4 separate regions of the Homo sapiens genome follow, and all the other regions are linked to region 1. Evidence: chromatin contacts called from ENCODE Hi-C or POLR2A ChIA-PET data. All regions are on one chromosome and are shown on one strand. The core of a region is the stretch at or near the end of the contact, and the rest is flanking DNA. Distances in the headings are between cores, read along the strand shown. Region 1 holds the start of MX2 (MX dynamin like GTPase 2). Region 2 overlaps ABCG1 (ATP binding cassette subfamily G member 1). Region 3 holds the start of UMODL1 (uromodulin like 1). Region 4 overlaps C2CD2 (C2 calcium dependent domain containing 2).

Region 1 (4,122 bases), core at 1,157-3,656:
GTCCATCTTCCACCAGGGTCCTCAGGAGCCTGAGAGTGTGGTGAAAAGGGCAGCCTGGTCACTGTATTGATTTCTATTGAGGGCTGGAAAAAAACTCCAAAAGTGCAAAGGGGAGGGAGTTTCCCTACATATGCTTAAAGCCATAACTTGGCAATTCCAGAGACCTTTGCAAAGAGAAATCCCTCTTTCCAGGCGCATCACTGGAGAGGAAGGCCCTGCGGGGTGAAGGCCCAGGAAGCTGGTGGTTACCCAGCTTAGGCAGCACTGAGGTGAGGGAGTCCAGGCAGAGGTGGTCAGAAGTCATGGTGAATTCATGACTGACACTCCCTGATGCCCCCGACGAAGGCAGAAGCCTCTGGCTCCAGAATGCTTTTGGGTCTATCATCCCCCCAAATTCTCAAGAGAGCCTGTCCTGCAGATGAGGAAACTGGGCCATGGGGAGATGCTGGAGGCCTTGTGGGGGCCCCAGCCCAGGGCTGGGAATCGGGTCTCCACTGCTGTCTCTGACCTGCACCTGACACTGCATCCCAGGGTGTTGAGATTGGAGGACAAGCACACACATTCCCTGCTGAGTTTGGAAGTTTGACTGAGACTGCCAGGATCACGTAAGCACCCCTGGGAAGGATGGAAATGGCTGTGCCGGACATGGTGGTTCCCGCTGAAGTCTAAGGCAAGCTGCGTCTCCCACACGGGCATAGCCACTATTGCTGGCTTGCAACCAGTCCGAGAGCTCTGCCGGGTCCTGGGCACCAGGGGCCACTCTGCTGTGTCCCTTTGCTCCAGTCCCAATGTCACTCGCATGGTGCAGGGTCATGGCTGACCAAGCACTGGCACTGAATGCGACCTTATCTCCCCGGGCTCACCTCCTTTCTTTTTAAGACCGCTTGTTTTTCACCCACTCAAAGATATATATTGAGCACTAAGTCCTTGAGATACATATCGAGTCAGGCAGACAAAGATCTCTGGGGGAGCTTGCATTCTAGGGCAGGGGCTAAACCTAAATAAAGCTCACATACATCCTGGCCAGACGCAGGGACTCACACCTGTAATCCCAATGCATTGGGAGGCCGAGGCAGGAGGATCACTTGAGCCCGGAAGTTTAAGGCTGCAGTGAGCTATGATGGTACCATTGCACTCCAGCCTGGGAAACAGAGCAGGAAGACCCTGTCTCAAAAAAGAAAAAGAAAAAAAAATTGTACATCCGAAGGGAGTCAAAAGTGCTTCAGGGGTTGGCGCGGGGCTGGGAAGTAGAGCAGAGTAAACGGAGGAGAGGGTGCGAGGAAAGATAGCTTGGAATCCTGATCTTTTTAAACAGCTAGAGACAACATTCTAAACACAAAATGAGAAAGAACAGTGTTCAAAAGGTGTCATCAAAGCCGAATGGGGTGGCTTACGCCTGTAATCCCAGTGCTTTGGGAGGTTGAGGCGTAAGGACTTCTTGAGCCAGTGAGTTTGAGACCAGCCTGGGCAACATAGAGAGCCCCTGTCTCTACAAAAAGAAATAAAATTAACCAGGTGTGGTGGTGCACACCTGTAGTCCCAGCTACTTGGGAGGCTGAGGTGGGAGGATCCCTTGAGCCCGGGAGCTTGAGACTGCAGTGAGCCATGATCACGCCACTGCACTCCAGCCTGGGGAACAGAACGAGAACTTCTCTCAAAAAAAAAAAAAAAAAAAAAAAAAAGAAAAAAAAACTGCGTCATCAATACCACCATGTCTCCTTTCCGCTCTATATCAATTATAAAATGGACTTCAGCCCCCAGAGTGCAGGCGATCCAGGGTGCAGTGGTCCAGAGTGCTGGAGTTGGCCCCTACTGGCTGGGAACTGGCCACGGTGGGAGCATTCACACCATGAGAACGGAAGAGAATCGGCAAAGGCTAGAAATCAGGCACCACCCTCTGCCCTGCCCCGCCCCATGAGAGCCAATTTCCCAGCATATCACCGTCACTAAGGTTACGTCAGAGCATCACAAATACCACAAAAGAAGGAACACTTGAAACCCTCCGAGACGACTTTTCGGGCACAAAGCTCCTTACTCAACCCCCAGACTTTGTAGGACGCTGAGCAAAGCTGTCCTAAAAACCACCCCTTTGCGTCCACCCGACTTTTGGCCAGATCAGGATGGAGGCCACCCTGTCCCCAGGGCCAGCCACTTCCCCTCCAGAGCCTCTTTGTCTGTGCACAAGGCTACTGTGGGCTGGTGGCAACATGGGCCCTTTCTGCTCCTCACACCAGAATCTTATCTTTGTGGCTCCTGCCTCCCAGCACAAGCCACATTCACCAAGCAGATGTCACGTTACTCAGGAAATATTTTTTAAACACGCATCTGCTGTGCATCAGACACAAAGCAGCCCTCCCTGCACCGGCCCCGCTCTTACCGCTGCACGTTCAGGATGGAGAAATCATCTCTTCCCTTTCCTCCACTTCACTTTTATGTGGCATATGAACCACTCCCTCCCCTGCTCCGTCATCAACAAACAGGGAGAGAAATGAAACTACTTGATCTGGCCACAGAAATGAAACTGAGTTATCAGCGTGCTCTCCAGATGACTCACAGAGTGGTCCCCAAACTCCAGCTGCATCCGAATCCTGGGAGAGCTGTGGAGACGGGGCGGCTGTCCCCCCACCCCCGCCAGAGAGTCTGATCTGTCAGGTCTGGGCTGGGCCTGAGAATCAGCATTGCTAACAGATTCCAGGGGAGGCTGGCATGGGGGCAGCTCAGAGTGGCTCAGTCACTGGAAGGTTCTGCCCTGACAGTGCCATCCAGTACCACCTGTGTGGCTCTGAAATGTGACTACTGCGACCAAGGAACTGGACTTCGAACTCCATGTAATTTGAATGAATAGCCACGTGTGGTTCGTGTATCGGGCCTCACAGATGCACTCCTGTTACAGCCGAGGACATGCTCTCAGGTACATGATCTGGACGCTCTGAGCTGTCCTGCTTAGCTTCATGCCTGAGCCGCACCTGACAAATGTCACCTCTCCCCTCATTAGGTGCGGAAAACCCAAAGAAGGAGGGTCAACAGCTTTCTCCAAGCACCCGTGCCTGAGGTCCCCGCCGCAAAACCAAGACGGTTTTCTTCCCATTGGAGATAAGGAGGCCCCAGGACAAACCCCAGGCTCCGGAACTCAGCCCTGAGCCAGCTGCATGTCATCTTTCTGGTCCTCAGTTACTTTTCACCTGCAAAAGTGAAGGTGCACAACCGCATGCTCCCTAAGGCTTCCTGCTCTGTGACCAAAGTCAAGGAGGGCCAGGCATTCCCATCACCAGAGCCAAGAGGTCTGGGAACCTCCAGGAGGAGCCCTCCAGACACCGGGGAGGGGACCAAGCCTCTCAAGGACTGGCAGTGATGGCTGGGAGGGAGGAAGCAGGCTCTCAGCTCTCCTATCCACCCGTGATCCTCTCCCAGACATCAACACTATACGTTTAAAAAAACTCCTGAGCTCCTCTTGGCTAAGTCATTGTAGTGACTTCCCTTGAGTGCAGGCTTAACTTTACGGAAGATATTTAGAAACTTAACATGTTTTTCAAAACCTTGGCATTAGAAATATTAACACCAGGAGATCATCGTCAGGATCACCTATCCCTGAACCACTTCTCTTCCCAAGAGCCCGGGCGGACAGAGGCTGAGGAGTGAGGGGAGGAATGTGAATCTCAGACTTGGCAGCGTGATGTGACATTCGGTTTCACTAGGAATGTCTTTCACAACAGGGCCTGGGCCGGCCTACTGCTTCAAGGAAGGCACAAAGAAAGGCCTCAGAGAAGCCGGACAGAGGGACACGAGCAGCTCGGGCCAGCTCAGGGGACCCTCCACCCTCTGTCAAGGCAGCATCCCCCTCCTGCACGCCCCTCACCAGCAGCCCTGGGAAGGACCAGAGGTGCCTGCGCATGCAAACTTCAAGGACAGGGTTCTTGCGTTCTGAGCACTAAAGCCCTGAGGGTGAATGAATGTCCCACGCAGCATCCAAGCACAGGGGCCGGGGCCAGAAAAGATGCTGCTGCTCAGGCCTCGGTCACAGCCGCTGGGCGGAGCTCTTCCCTCAGCTCCACATCAGGGAGCGTTACAGTGTGCAGCTTGGTAAAGAGGCGAAGTCCAGAAGCCCCAGTGCCCGCCTCCTGC
Region 2 (4,122 bases), core at 793-3,292, 890 kb before region 1:
ATTCATCTTCAGACTTAAGACAACTTAGTGTATCTCGCTGAGCCTCTGTTATCTCATTTGTAAACTGAGGTAACAACACGTACCTCCTTCCACCTGGTGCTGCTGGGGAGACAAAATGAGATCAGGACTGTGAAGCATTTGCCACCCGGTTGGGCCTCCATGAATACAGGTCCTCCCTTTCCTGCCCAAACCTAAAGCAAACCTCCTTCCTCCAAGCACTTGTTCAATTTGCAGACTCATCATTTTACCATCAGGAGAGTCAAAACAGTAGGGCCTGGAGGCAAACTAGTCAGGTCTGAATCCCACTTCCCTCCTGGGTAGGTCACCGACCGACCGTGGGCCTCTGTATTCCAGAGGAGATAGTGACAGCCCTAGCTCCTCACAGGGTATGGTCAGGCAAGTTCATGTCTGCTGGGCGCTGAGCTGTCCCTGTGTTCGTTTCTGTTGTTGCCTTTGTGTTGTGATCCCTGCCGTTCCTGCCAGCAATACCACTTAGTGCTGCTGTTGCTTCCCTTCATGTGTCTGGTGGGTCTCTCCCAAGCCGATCCCTGCGGGGTCTGGGGGCCACCTTCCTATACCCCGCACACACCCCTTGTTGGGCTCCTGACCCTGCCTCCATGCCAGCAGCACAGCATGCCAGGGAGGAAAGGGGTAAGTGCAAGAGAGACAAAGCACGTTTGTGTTATGTTCCCATCAGTGAAAATGAGACTCAGGAATGGCCCACATGGAGGGTACCGCGGGAGAGACCCTGACCTCACACAGGCAAGTTCTGTCCACTGGCGCTCACTGTGTGTGTGACCCAAAGAACTAAAATCTCAATGACCATGAGCGGCCACCAGAGGAGGCCTGCAGGGAGGCTCATGGGTGGCCCCTGACTCATTCCCTGGGAGGTCCCAGCCCTGTTTTCAGGGCTCTCTTCCAACAGGCTAGCTGGACTGTGCTCCTCCACGTTTGGGCACCACTGCATGCGGCTGCCTATCTCTGGGAGCCTGGAGTCCCCCTCCATGCAGGATGCCCAGAGCACCCACGGGAAACCAAAGACCACTGAGGCATGGGGCAGGGAATGGGAAGTGAACTGGGTTTGGATCTGGCTTCCACCCCCTCTATAATGCCTTCAAAATAAGACTGGAAGCACCAAAGTCCCCAAAGAGCTGGGTCCACTCTGCTTGTCCCCTGGGAACATGGCTTCAATGGGATGTGCCACCCCAGGAGAAGGTCAACACGCGCAGCTAGAAACCCTCAGTTCCTCCTCCAGTCTTCATCTCTCCTCCTGTCCCCAAGAGTCCTCAGTGGTTTAGACTTAGAATCCTTTAAACGCCCCCTCCCCCTGCACCCCCATATGTGTTCACACGTGACCCAAGACACACAACACACGGGCACCTTCCTCACCCAGTGAGGACTCTTCATCCCCCTCTCACTTTTTTTTTTTTTTTGAGATGGAATCTCACTCTGTCACCCAGGCTGGAGTGCAGTGGCGCCATCTCGGCTGACTGCAACCTCCGCCTCCCAGGTTCAAGTGATTCTCCTGCCTCAGCCTCCCAAGTAGCTGGGACTACAGGCGTGCACCACCATGCCTGGCTAATTTTTGTATTTTTAGTAGAGATGGGATTTCATCATGCTGGCCAGGCTGGTCTCAAACTCCTGACCCTGGTGATCTGCCTGCCTCAGCCTCCCAAAGTGCCGGGATTACAGGTGTGAGCCACTGCGCCTGGCCCTCCCTCTCACTTCTTTACAGCTCCATACCGTCTTTTTACTTTTTTGATTTCAAACTGCCTTACATTTACAAAATGATGATGCTGATGATGGCAATAGCTGATGCTTATATAGATCTACTATGCCGCAGGGCACGATTCTAAGCTTTCGCATACATTAACTCACTTAATTCTCAACACAGAACTCATTTAATTCTCACCAGAACCCTGCAAGGTCCATATTTCAATACACCCAGATGAGAAAACTGAGGCACCAGAGACCTAAAATAACCTTCCCCAAGAACCATAGCTAGTAAGCAGAAGTGAAACCGACCAGAAACAGAACTTAAACTGAGTGGTCTGGCTCCGGAGTCCACACACAATATGACACTTACTTTCTGTGCAGATCACTTGCTTGTGAGATGTGAGGAAGAAAAATAAATGAATAAATCAATGAAAAATAAATGTGCCCACGAGCCAGCCAGGCGGTAATCTCAGCAACACACCCCAGGCCCGGCGCCCCTCCCTCATCCCAGTCCCCTGCCTTCACCAGATGTCCCCACTCTCTTGAATGGTATTACATCCTTGTTTTTCTCTATCTTGCACCACGTTCGTATTTATCCTTTAACAATTTTGGTGACTTTTGAATGTTTTGAAGTTTTTAGAAAAGGCATCACATTGCATGTGTTCCAGGAATTGCTTTTTCTCCCTCTCCATTATCTTGTCCATGAGATCTGTTCTTGTTGATGCCTGTAACTGTGCTTCATTTCTTTTCTGGGCTGTATAATATTCCACTGTGGACCCATCACAGTTTGTTTATTCGCTCTTTTTTTTTTTTTTTTTTGAGAGAGGTCTTGCTCTGTCACTCAGGCCAGAGTGCAGTGGCACAATCATGGCTCACCGCAACCTCAATCTCCCTGGCTCAAAAAGTCCTCCCTCAGCCCCCCAAGTAACTGGGACTACAGGTGTGCACCACCATGCCCAGGTGTTTTTTTTTTTAATTTTTTAAATTTTTTTATTTTGCAGAGGCAGGGTTTCGCCATGTTGCCCAGGCTGCTCTCGAACTCCTGGGCTCAAACAATTCACCCGCCTCGGCCTCCTAAAGTTCTGAGATTACAGGCGTGAGCCACCGCACCTGCCTGGTTTATTCACTCTTCTTTCAATGAGCATTTGGGTCATATCCAGTCTTGTTGTTGTTATGAACAGTGCTGCTGAGAGCGCTGTATTCAGGTCGAAGTGAAAATGCTGGGCCACAGAGGGTGCGTATCTTCAACTCAGCTTCATGAAGCCAAACAACGTCTGTGGCAGCTGCCCTGCACCCCCCACGGGTGGTGCCTCACAGTCTTCCTTGCTCCAGGGTTCTCTAGTTTAGACAGAACTGCACTTCACTTCGCTTCCCTCCACCACTGCTGTCTGGACAGGTCCCAGGAGTCCTGCAACAGACACATCTCCACTCTCACACCAATCCTCTAATGAGGCCCCTCAGCAACTACTATCTTTCCAGATTTTACAGAGAAACTGGCTGGGGGATAAATCAGATGACGACGGAGATCATGACAATCTTACTGCAGCTTGAACAGGTTTAACAAATAAGCAGAAAGAAACCTAATCTTCTTTATCCTCCTCTCTATGCTTCCTACCACTTTTCTTTTTCAAAACGTTGCTCTCTCATGACCATCTTTGCTTCCTTTTCTTTTGTATAATATTAGTGACCTCAGGCTGCCCCAAGAAAATGCCACAAAATGTGCCGTCTCACCGTTCTGAGGGCAGAAGTTCAAAATCGAGATGTCCGCGATGCCACACTCCCTCCGGAGGCTCCAGGGGAGGGTCCTTCCTTGCGTCTCCAGGCTCTTGCTGGCCCCAGGCGTCTGTGGGCTGTGGCTGTGTTACTCCAACGGCTGCCTCCATCTTCATGGGGCTGTCTCCTCCACATGTCTCTGTCTCTTCTCCCCTGCATCTCTGTGACTTTTTCTTCTCTTCTTCTCTTGTAAGATCATGTCCTTGGATTTTGAATCCATCCTAATCCGGGGTGGCCCCATCTGGACATCCTTAACTTAATCACATCTGTCTGCAAATTGACCTTTTTCTGAATAAGGTCACATTTACAGGTTCTGAGAGTTGGGACATGTATGTACCATTTTGGAGGGTCACCATCAACCCACTACACCATAGTCACCAGTCTAGTCCAAGATCTCCACCCAAATGCTTCCCAGAAAGTCCATTTCCAAGACTGCCCATCACCATACTCTCCCGTTACCTAAATTCTAAACACCACACCTGCTCAGTTCTCCACCGGGTGCCCCCGGGTTCTGCCCCTCTTTGTGGCCTTTTCCAAAGGCTGTGATTTCTCCAGAGATTCTCATCCTCCTCCAATTCCTATAACCCTTCTCTGGGCATTATTCACTGTCTTAGATAACCCCTGCCTGATAGT
Region 3 (4,122 bases), core at 1,204-3,703, 710 kb before region 1:
TGCTGTCCTTATTCGCTCCACTGGGGCAGCATCTCTGAAGATTCCCTCCTTGGACCTCGCAGCAACCTACAAGTGTGCAGAAAGCAGGACTCCAGGGGCTTGTTACTCACCCCAGGAAGAAATAGGGCAGAGCCAGCCCTCAAACACGGTGAGGGAAGAGGCTGCAGATTTGCTCTGGGCAGAACACAGGTGCTGGACCACACACTTGCTGCACAGCGACCCCACTCCACAAGCAACAGGGACTGGAGCTGCAACTTCCTCTGGGGGCTGAACCCCAAATCACCCTGCGGGCCCAGCAGGGCCTCTGGGGATGGGGACCACCTGCTGCTTGGCATCACCAGTGGGGTAGTTACTGTGAGCTCTGCAAAGGAACGGGAGGTCCTCATCGTACGGGGTGGAACAGGACAAATCAGCTTCCGGGACCAGGGCAGCTTGGCTGAGAGCCTAGAGGTGACTTGCATGAAGAACGGTGGAATATGGCCGGAAGGAACGCGCTCACCTACTCAGTGACCACGCCGAGCTAGGCAAAGGCCGAGGACTTCCTGCACCAAGAACTTAGCAGAGTGGATCTAGCTTGCGTTTTTCATCGTAACCTGAGCAGAGATGCCAACCACATTAAGGACACTTACAGCTCCTGGTCTCTAGAGAGGTGCCAGGGCCCCACCTGATCGTTACATGGCCCCAGCTGGTCCGCAGCAGAGCCGTCCTGCACACATGCGCACACGCACACACACACACGCGCGCGCGCACACACACACACACTCATCTCCTGTGGAACCCGGGAGATGTTTGCCCTGTTTTGTTTTTAACATTTTATCCGAGGTCACGTGCCATCCCAAGCCTGGCTTCTTGGCCAAGCCCAGAGAAGAAAGCAGTTAGCAGATCCTGCCATCCCGCAAAGACCCACAAGGGCCATCAGAGCAGGAGCCGGGGGTCTTGGATTCCGGTCTCAGAGATGGGAAAGCCTAATGCTCTGGGGCCAACAAGAGTCCTGGGGTCAGATGGACCTGTGCTCACACCCAGGCTCACAAACCCCTGTTGCATGATTGCGCCCATGTCATGCCCTCCCAGTGCCCCTCTCTTGTCATCTGTGAAATAACAGCCATGTCCTGTGGCTGCAAAAGGCTGAAGTGGGGTCATGCCTGTGAAGGCAGTGCTGGCACACAGGGAAAATTCGGGGCGACCACGTGTGGGGTTGCTGAGGTTCTGCCCCGTGTCCTCATATACAATGAGGGGTTCTGGAAACACCTCCTAAGACCTTCTCCAGCTTCCCAGGATACCCACCCATTATGCATCTGAACTGTGGGGTCTACACATTACCTGTTCCAATGGGAAAATCCATTTCACAAATCACAAAGCAAAATCCTGCTTCTGGGTGAAAAACGTTAAAGTAGTACAAAAACATAGTTGATTTTAGAAACAGAATGGATTCCTTTAAATTTGTAACTGAATATGACAGATTTTAAGAGGAAAATGATTTTAAAATTCCGCAGTCCCATTTCCCTGGATTCTGGGGTTTCAGAACTCCCGTGTGTTTTTAAGAAGCTGCCCTGCTCTCCGCATGCCTGGGAAAACTCCGGACAGAGCCCTGGTGCAGCCTCTGGCTCCTGTGGTGACTCTGCCCTGTGAGCTGTGTGGCCTGGGCAAGTCCCTGATCCATTCTGGGTCTCCCTTTCTTTTTTGTTTTTGTATTGTGGCTTTTTTTGTTTGTTTGTTTGTTTGTTTGGGGGCTTTTGCTCTGCCGCCCAGGCTGCAGTGCAGTGGAGCAATCTTAGCTCACTGCAGCCTGGACCTCCCAAGCTCAAGTGATCCTCCCATCCCAGCCTCCTGTGTAGCTGGGACCACAAGTGTGCACCACCATGGCTGGCTAATTTTTTTTTTTTTTTGGTACACATGGGGTCTCATGATGTTGCCCAGGCTAGGTCTCCTTTTTTTTTTAAATCTGTAAGTGAGGACTTGAATGCACCAAGGTTCAGGAGACCTTTCTTCTGCGTCTGTAGGAGCTCACTGTTCTCAGTGGGATCTGAGGACCCACAGCATCTGCATCACCCACAGACATGTAGAGTTCCAGGCCCTGCACCCCAGACCTGCTGGCTAAGAATCTGCATTTTACCCCCACGAACGCCCAGGTGATTCAGCAACAGGTTCCCACTGGGGGAGTCCTCTTCCCAAAACCCTACCCGGCACTCCTGCCCCACCTCCACAGCTGCTACCATGTGCGCTTACCAAAAAGCTTGTCCACAAAAGAACAGATGTCGCCTCTCCAAGCAGAGGCGTCCTTGCCTGCCCAGGTCTCCACAGGGGGCTGTCCTCATGAGACCCATGCCAGGAAGCCCCTGTCCTTAAGAACTGCCCATGCCAAGCCCAGACCCCTCACCTGTGAAGCCGCTGGCCTGGCTTGGGCCCACAGCACTGACCAGAGCCAGCAGTGCCAGCCCCGAGGTCCTGAGCATCGTCCGGCAGTGGTGGCAGTACAGGGCTCTGGGCCTCTACCAAGAAGCCTGGGTCTCTGCTACGCCAGGGCTCATAGGGGCCTGAGCTGCCTGGACCTGGAGAAACGGCCTTTCTGTCCCCTGTGCTGCTGCAGGTGGCAATGACTTCAGAGGAAGCACCGCTGGGAGCAGTCCCTTATGCCTGCTCGTTAACACCCACCATTGCCATGGCCGTTTCCCTGGGGGCTCCTGCGTGTCACAGCCTATTCTGCTCCAAGCAGATGGCATCTTTTAGGAAAGGTGAGTACCCAAAAGCCCAGACCGCATCGCTGGATCCCATCTCGTTGTTACGCAGAAAACACATTTGAGACTCATATCTGAGTCTCTCCATCAACACGGAGTATTCTCTTACCCTATCGTTCTGAACTGGCAGAAGAAAACAGCATCAAATCAAAGTGGAACATCACGTTCAGAAAAGCGTCCTTCACACGGTTCCACAATGCACTTCAAAAGTCACAAAAATGTCCAGGTGCTTTGACCCAGTCCTCTCCTCCCGGAGCTTGGGCTGAGAGCACGAAGCTGTGGTCACAGGGATGTGCATTACCTATTATGACTTAAAGTGGGAAATTACATAATTGGACAGCCACAGGAGAGTGGGAGAGTAATTATTACAGAGCATCTGGATGCAGCATTACACGGGCGTTGAAATGCTCACCATGAAGTTTTAGTAGCACAAACAAATACTTAACAATGTGAAGTCAAAACAGCAACGCATGCAATTTCATCTCCATGAAAGTGACAACTCTGTACAGTTATATAAGCATGGAGAAAACTCCAGAAAGGGCCCTGGGACAGGAAGAAAACATTTTGAGGAGTGATAAGAATACAGGTGATTAATGTTTTATTTCAGTAGTCATCATGGTATATGTGAAGTAGATTTCTAAATCTCATGTTAAGTTCTTTCTAGCTCATGATGTTTTCATACTGCACCGTTGATTGCCTCTCACTTCTTAGTGTTGACTGCTGAAGCCCAATTTTTAACATTGGATGAAGAAGATCTTGTTGATTTTACTGAGGAAACATTCAGATGAATTAACAAAGATTCACGTTGGCTGCATGGTTCGGGAGCATAATTCCCTGGTGTTCTAGATACAAAACGATTCCTCCAGAAGGGACCTTCTCGCCTAACTCCCGCACCAACGTTGCTACCTCTTTTATTCTCTGTAGATTAATCTCTGAGATGATGAACTGCTGCATTTGCTTGGCTAATGACTAAATGTCAGATGCCATGACAAGAATACAAAAAGGAGGCTGGAAATGATCTCACAGCAAAGGGGCTGCGTACAACGGGTGTCCTTGGAACACAGCAGCTTTTATAGAAAACCAAAAGCTTCACACAGAATTGGCTCATTAAAAAACGTTTTCATACGAAAAGAATAAATGTTAAAGCTATTATATAATACTCAAGGAAGTGAAATTTTATTAACACTAAAAGAATAAAAAGTATTATGATTTAAGTAAATCTGAACATTTTAAAATGCAAGATGAATTTGTATTATCTTGTATATATCATCTCAAAATGTTTGCTACTATAATGTATGAATGTCTATAAAATATCAAGGTAAATCAGGGATAATATTACAGGTTAAAACTCAAAATTCGTCTGGTGCACTGTTGTCTCTCATCTTCA
Region 4 (4,122 bases), core at 975-3,474, 560 kb before region 1:
GAATGTTTCTTTCTGCTGGAACGCAGTGGCACAATCACGGCTCACTGCAGCCTCAAACCCTTGGGCTCAAGTGATCCTCTCACTTTACCCTTCTGAGTAGCTGGGACTACAGGTGCACACCACCATGCTTGGCTAATTTTTTTTTTTTTAAGAGATGGAGTCTTGCTATGTTGCCCAGGCTAGTCTTGAACTCCTGGACTCAAGCAGTCCTCCTGCCTCAGCCTCCCAAAGCACTGGGATTACAGGCGTGAGCCACCACACTCGGCCTAAATTGTTTCTTTAATTAACTTTTCTAGCCAAATTCTGAGGGGAGGCTAAGAAAGGCTTGGTCTGCACTGTAGGTTTTATTTAGAGGGTAGCGAAGCCCTAGGGTTGGGGAAGACACGCCAGGGGGTTACTATGAAAAGACATCACACATTCTGTCCTAGAGTAGAATGTAGAGATTACATTACCTTAGTGATGGGGCTTCAGTGATTACTTATGAGCTTTGGAGTCCCGCATTCTAGAAGTTTTAAAGTCTTTTTATCTATTTACTTATTTATTTGCTTGCTTTTAATCAAGTGCTTGGTTCTCTGTGTATCAGGGAGTGCGTGGTGGGAAGCTTTCTGCAGAACTGGATACGAAAGAAAATGAAATTCTTTCTTGCTCGGGTTGAGGCTCTGAGTCTGTTTTCTTGGTACAATGCTGATTAGCTTAGTAGAGAAGGCTCCAGAGGAATTATGCAGTGCTCAGAGTCAGGGTTGGGTTTTTAAATTTATTTTTATTTTTTATTTTTTACTTTAAGCAGTAAAAGGAGTGGGCTGTTGAGACCAAGGACAGGGAATTTTCTCAGTGTCATGCCATTGGTGCGTGTAACTCATCTGGCCACAAAGCATGTTCCTCCGTAAAGGACTGTTTATAGATCATTTATTTTTAACATGAATAGACAACATTTCTTATACAAACATTTTTTTGTTCTGGCCCTTTGTGAACTCTGGAGATGATGGAAATATGTAATTAACTCATGTGTATCAGTCTTCTGAACGTGGCGTTATAAGAACCGGTAGAAAGAGTTGCACGACTTTCTGCCAATATTGAGAGAAGGCAGGATTTTCTTTTTCTAGCTCTGTGGCATTGAGGTATTTGGTTGTGGATATTGGATGTTGACCCCTGCCCGGGCCTTAGTGCCCAGGTTCCGTTTTTGTTCCAGAGTGGGATGGGCCACTGGTGGGAAGAGCTGGACCCAGGGCTTGGCTGCGGCCAGGAGCCAGCAGATGAGAAAGTACAGGGGAATGTCCTAGCCCTGAACTTGGGGGAATAGCAGGCCCTGACTGAGTAATTATTTTGATAATCTTTCCATTTGGTATTTTAGATTCTGATAAATCCACCAGAGAATTAAAGAATTTTCTCTTCCTGTCCTGTGACTCCCTGCAGTGGAGTCAGTGGTTCTTTTGGGAATGAGGAGGTCAGTCTGACTTACCCTCAGCTCCTGGTAGCTTTGCTTTTTGGCCAAACACTGGCCACCTACGGAACCCCCTTGTGCCTGCCCTGTGGTCCAGCCCACTGTGCCCCTGGCCTCCCCTCTCCTCCTCCTGGCCAGTACACACCTGGCACCTGGCCTGGTAATTATCCCACACGTGTCTGCTTGGCCCTCTGCCCCCGGGAGGGGAGCGGGGAGGGGTCTGACCTCTCATTCTACATCAGCTTCTGTAGAGGAATCTGTGGCAGAAACTAGATCTCTCTCTGTGCCATGGTAGCTGTGAAAAGCACCCCTCTTAATACTGTATGATTATGATTTATGTCAGGAAACCACAGTTTGGTTTATTCCTGAGGTTATTATCTTTCTCTGTCTGACAGTTTCTTCAACGAGCTCATTTTATAATTCTGGTTTTGGTACGGCTGCATAATTTTATAATTGTTTGATACTTTGTATGTTTTTCCAATTACTCCCACCTTTTTGAAAACCATGATCGCCTCGAAATTATTTAGGTGGAAGCAACCCATTGTGTTCTGGGTAATTTAAGAAAACTTTTTTTACTTCTAACATCTATAACTTACTTTCTCTTTAAGACTCATTTTTAGCAAAAGAACTTGGCTAATGGCTTTGACTGTGTATGAATGTGGAAACATTTGGGGAATTAAAAATCAGCTATTGTGGAGAAATAGAACAAGATGATATTTAAAGAAAAAGACTTTGTTGGCCGGGCACGGTGGCTCATGCCTGTAATCCTAGCACTTTGGAAGGCCGAGGTGGGCGGATCACGAGGTGAGGAGATCGAGACCCTCCTGGCTAATGGTGAAACCCCGTCTCTACTAAAAACACAAAAAATTAGCCGGGAGTAGTAGCACACGCCTGTAAACCCAGCCACTCGGGAGTTTGAGGCAGGAGAATCGTGTGAACCCGGGAGGCGGAGGTTGCAGTGAGCTAAGATTGTGCCACTGCACTCCAACCTGGGCGACAGAGTGAAACTCCATCTCCAAAAAAAAAAAAAGGAAAAAGACTGTATTACATGTGGAAAGCGCATGATAACTAGATTTGGTCAAGACTTTAGCTGCTAAGAAAGTCATCAGGAAGCAAAGATTTGAAACATTGTTTCTGGTTTTCAAACTATATTATAGAAAAGGTTTTAATCTGAATATTTATCCAACTTTGAAACTCTAAATTTGTATCCTTGCTAACATATAAAGTCCAGATTATTTTGATATAAAGATGCCTAGGCCAGGCGTGGTGGCTCACACCTGTAATCCCAGCACTTTGGGAGGCTGAGGTGGGTAGATCAGCTGAGGCCAGGAGTTCGAGACTGGCCTGGCCAACATGGTGAAACTTTGTCTCTACTAAAAATACAAAAATTTGCTGGCCATGGTGGCACACACCTGTAATCCCAGCTACTTGGGAGGCTGAGGTGGGAGAATCACTTGAACCAGGGAGGCGGAGGTTGCAGTGAGCCGAGATTGCTCCACTGCACTTCAGCCTGGGTGACAGAGTGAGACTCCGTCTCAAAAAAAAAAAAAAAAGATGCCTATGGCAGCTGAGCACAGTGGCTCATGCCTGCAATCCCAGCACTTTGGGAGGCCAAGGTGGGAAGATTGTTTGAGCTCAGGAGTTCAAAACCAGCCTCAGTAATACAGGTAGAGCCCATCTTTACAAAAAAGACAAAAACAAAAATTAGGTGGGTGTGGGGGCACACCCCTGTAGTTTCATGTACTCAGGAGGCTGAGGTGGGAAGATCGCCTGAGCTGGGGAGGTGGAGGTTGCAGTGAGCTGAGATCGCGCCACTGCACTCCAGCCTGGGCGACAGAGTGAGACCTTGTCTCAAAAAAAAAAAAAGAAGAAGAAGAAGATGCGTATGCACGCGCTGTCCTTTGTTTTGGATACAGTTTTCTCCCTTACCTGTGCCTCCTCCAGGTGGTGGTCTGTCACGTGGTGGGCCAGGCTATTCAGTTCTTGGTCAGCGAGACGCCTGCCTTGGGTGCTGGATGCCGGCTGTACGACATGCGGCTCTCCCCTTTCCATTTACAGGTAAAGATGTGTAGACTTTGCAAGTTATGAGACCCGTCACAGTTCTCAGAAATGTGAAGAGTGAGCATGGTGTGAGTCAGAGGGCTGTAACGTTCATGTTTTTATTAATTATCATTCATGTCATAATTTTCAAACTGTAACCTTTCATATAGGATTTTCTATGTAGGAAATGATCACACACACTACACATTACACACACACACTACACACACACACATACATTTATAATAAACTCAGGGGTTGCCTCTTTCGGGCATTTGAATGAGGCAGGGTGTTGTTGACGGATATGATAAGGCAGGTGGCATCTGAGAGGAGAAAAGTAGTTCTGGTTCCGAATCCAGCGCTGGTTGCAGCTTGGAAACACAGCTGAGTGGCTGCCGTGGGGCATTCCTCTTTTCAGTTTTTGACAAAGTTGATTTAAAAAGAACCCCCTTATTATTTTTATAAGTTAAAAAATTAGTATTACCATTATTCCATGTTTTCATAATAGACATAAGAATAAAGACATATATATAATTTTACACATCTCTATAATTTTATAGAGAGAGACTTACGGATCTCTAATAATTACAATAAGCCCAGTGAGACTTTGGTTGCCCAAATCATCAGAGAGCTGTGCGTCT

Evidence for each region. A loop is a pair of places that touch in the nucleus more often than their neighbours do. ChIA-PET counts read pairs that join two places held with the same protein, here RNA polymerase II (POLR2A). Pooled maps may share reads with other maps.
Region 2: a pooled map shows a loop between it and region 1 (4-fold over the local background). The contact joins the enhancer-like site here to the promoter of MX2 in region 1. A Hi-C loop is called at or near these places in 1 of 168 maps with a recorded cell type or tissue (B cell), 8 of 37 single-sample maps with no recorded cell type and 13 of 50 pooled maps. POLR2A ChIA-PET finds 5 or more read pairs at or near these places in 1 of 52 experiments (activated naive CD4-positive, alpha-beta T cell).
Region 3: a map with no recorded cell type shows a loop between it and region 1 (3-fold over the local background). The contact joins the promoter of UMODL1 here to the promoter of MX2 in region 1. A Hi-C loop is called at or near these places in 3 of 168 maps with a recorded cell type or tissue (CD4-positive, alpha-beta T cell, CD4-positive, alpha-beta memory T cell and CD8-positive, alpha-beta T cell), 14 of 37 single-sample maps with no recorded cell type and 12 of 50 pooled maps. POLR2A ChIA-PET finds 5 or more read pairs at or near these places in 1 of 52 experiments (CD4-positive, alpha-beta T cell).
Region 4: a map of OCI-LY7 shows a loop between it and region 1 (4-fold over the local background). The contact joins the enhancer-like site here to the promoter of MX2 in region 1. A Hi-C loop is called at or near these places in 1 of 168 maps with a recorded cell type or tissue (OCI-LY7), 17 of 37 single-sample maps with no recorded cell type and 11 of 50 pooled maps. POLR2A ChIA-PET finds 5 or more read pairs at or near these places in 1 of 52 experiments (GM12878).

Annotation. Positions count from the first base shown.
Region 1 is chr21:41,360,311-41,364,432 of GRCh38, reverse strand. MX2 (MX dynamin like GTPase 2) reads right to left here and starts at 2,406. Exons shown (of 14, transcript NM_002463.2): 1 at 2,378-2,406. RefSeq lists enhancers at 1,862-2,701, 2,722-2,981.
Region 2 is chr21:42,247,316-42,251,437 of GRCh38, reverse strand. The region is part of intron 2 of ABCG1 (ATP binding cassette subfamily G member 1); the gene reads right to left. Among named protein-coding and RNA genes, the nearest start is that of ABCG1, 30 kb to the right of the region's middle. Within about 2 kb of position 2,042, at least 3 of the 41 ENCODE cell types and tissues checked have a DNase peak (open chromatin) inside an H3K27ac peak, as active enhancers do.
Region 3 is chr21:42,069,648-42,073,769 of GRCh38, reverse strand. It overlaps UMODL1 (uromodulin like 1), which reads right to left and starts at 2,453. Exons shown (of 23, transcript NM_001004416.3): 1 at 2,378-2,453. The coding sequence starts at 2,453. RefSeq lists enhancers at 265-764, 765-1,266.
Region 4 is chr21:41,921,349-41,925,470 of GRCh38, reverse strand. C2CD2 (C2 calcium dependent domain containing 2) reads left to right here. Exons shown (of 14, transcript NM_015500.2): 3 at 3,386-3,499. Among named protein-coding and RNA genes, the nearest start is that of SNORA91, 25 kb to the left of the region's middle. Within about 2 kb of position 2,224, at least 6 of the 41 ENCODE cell types and tissues checked have a DNase peak (open chromatin) inside an H3K27ac peak, as active enhancers do.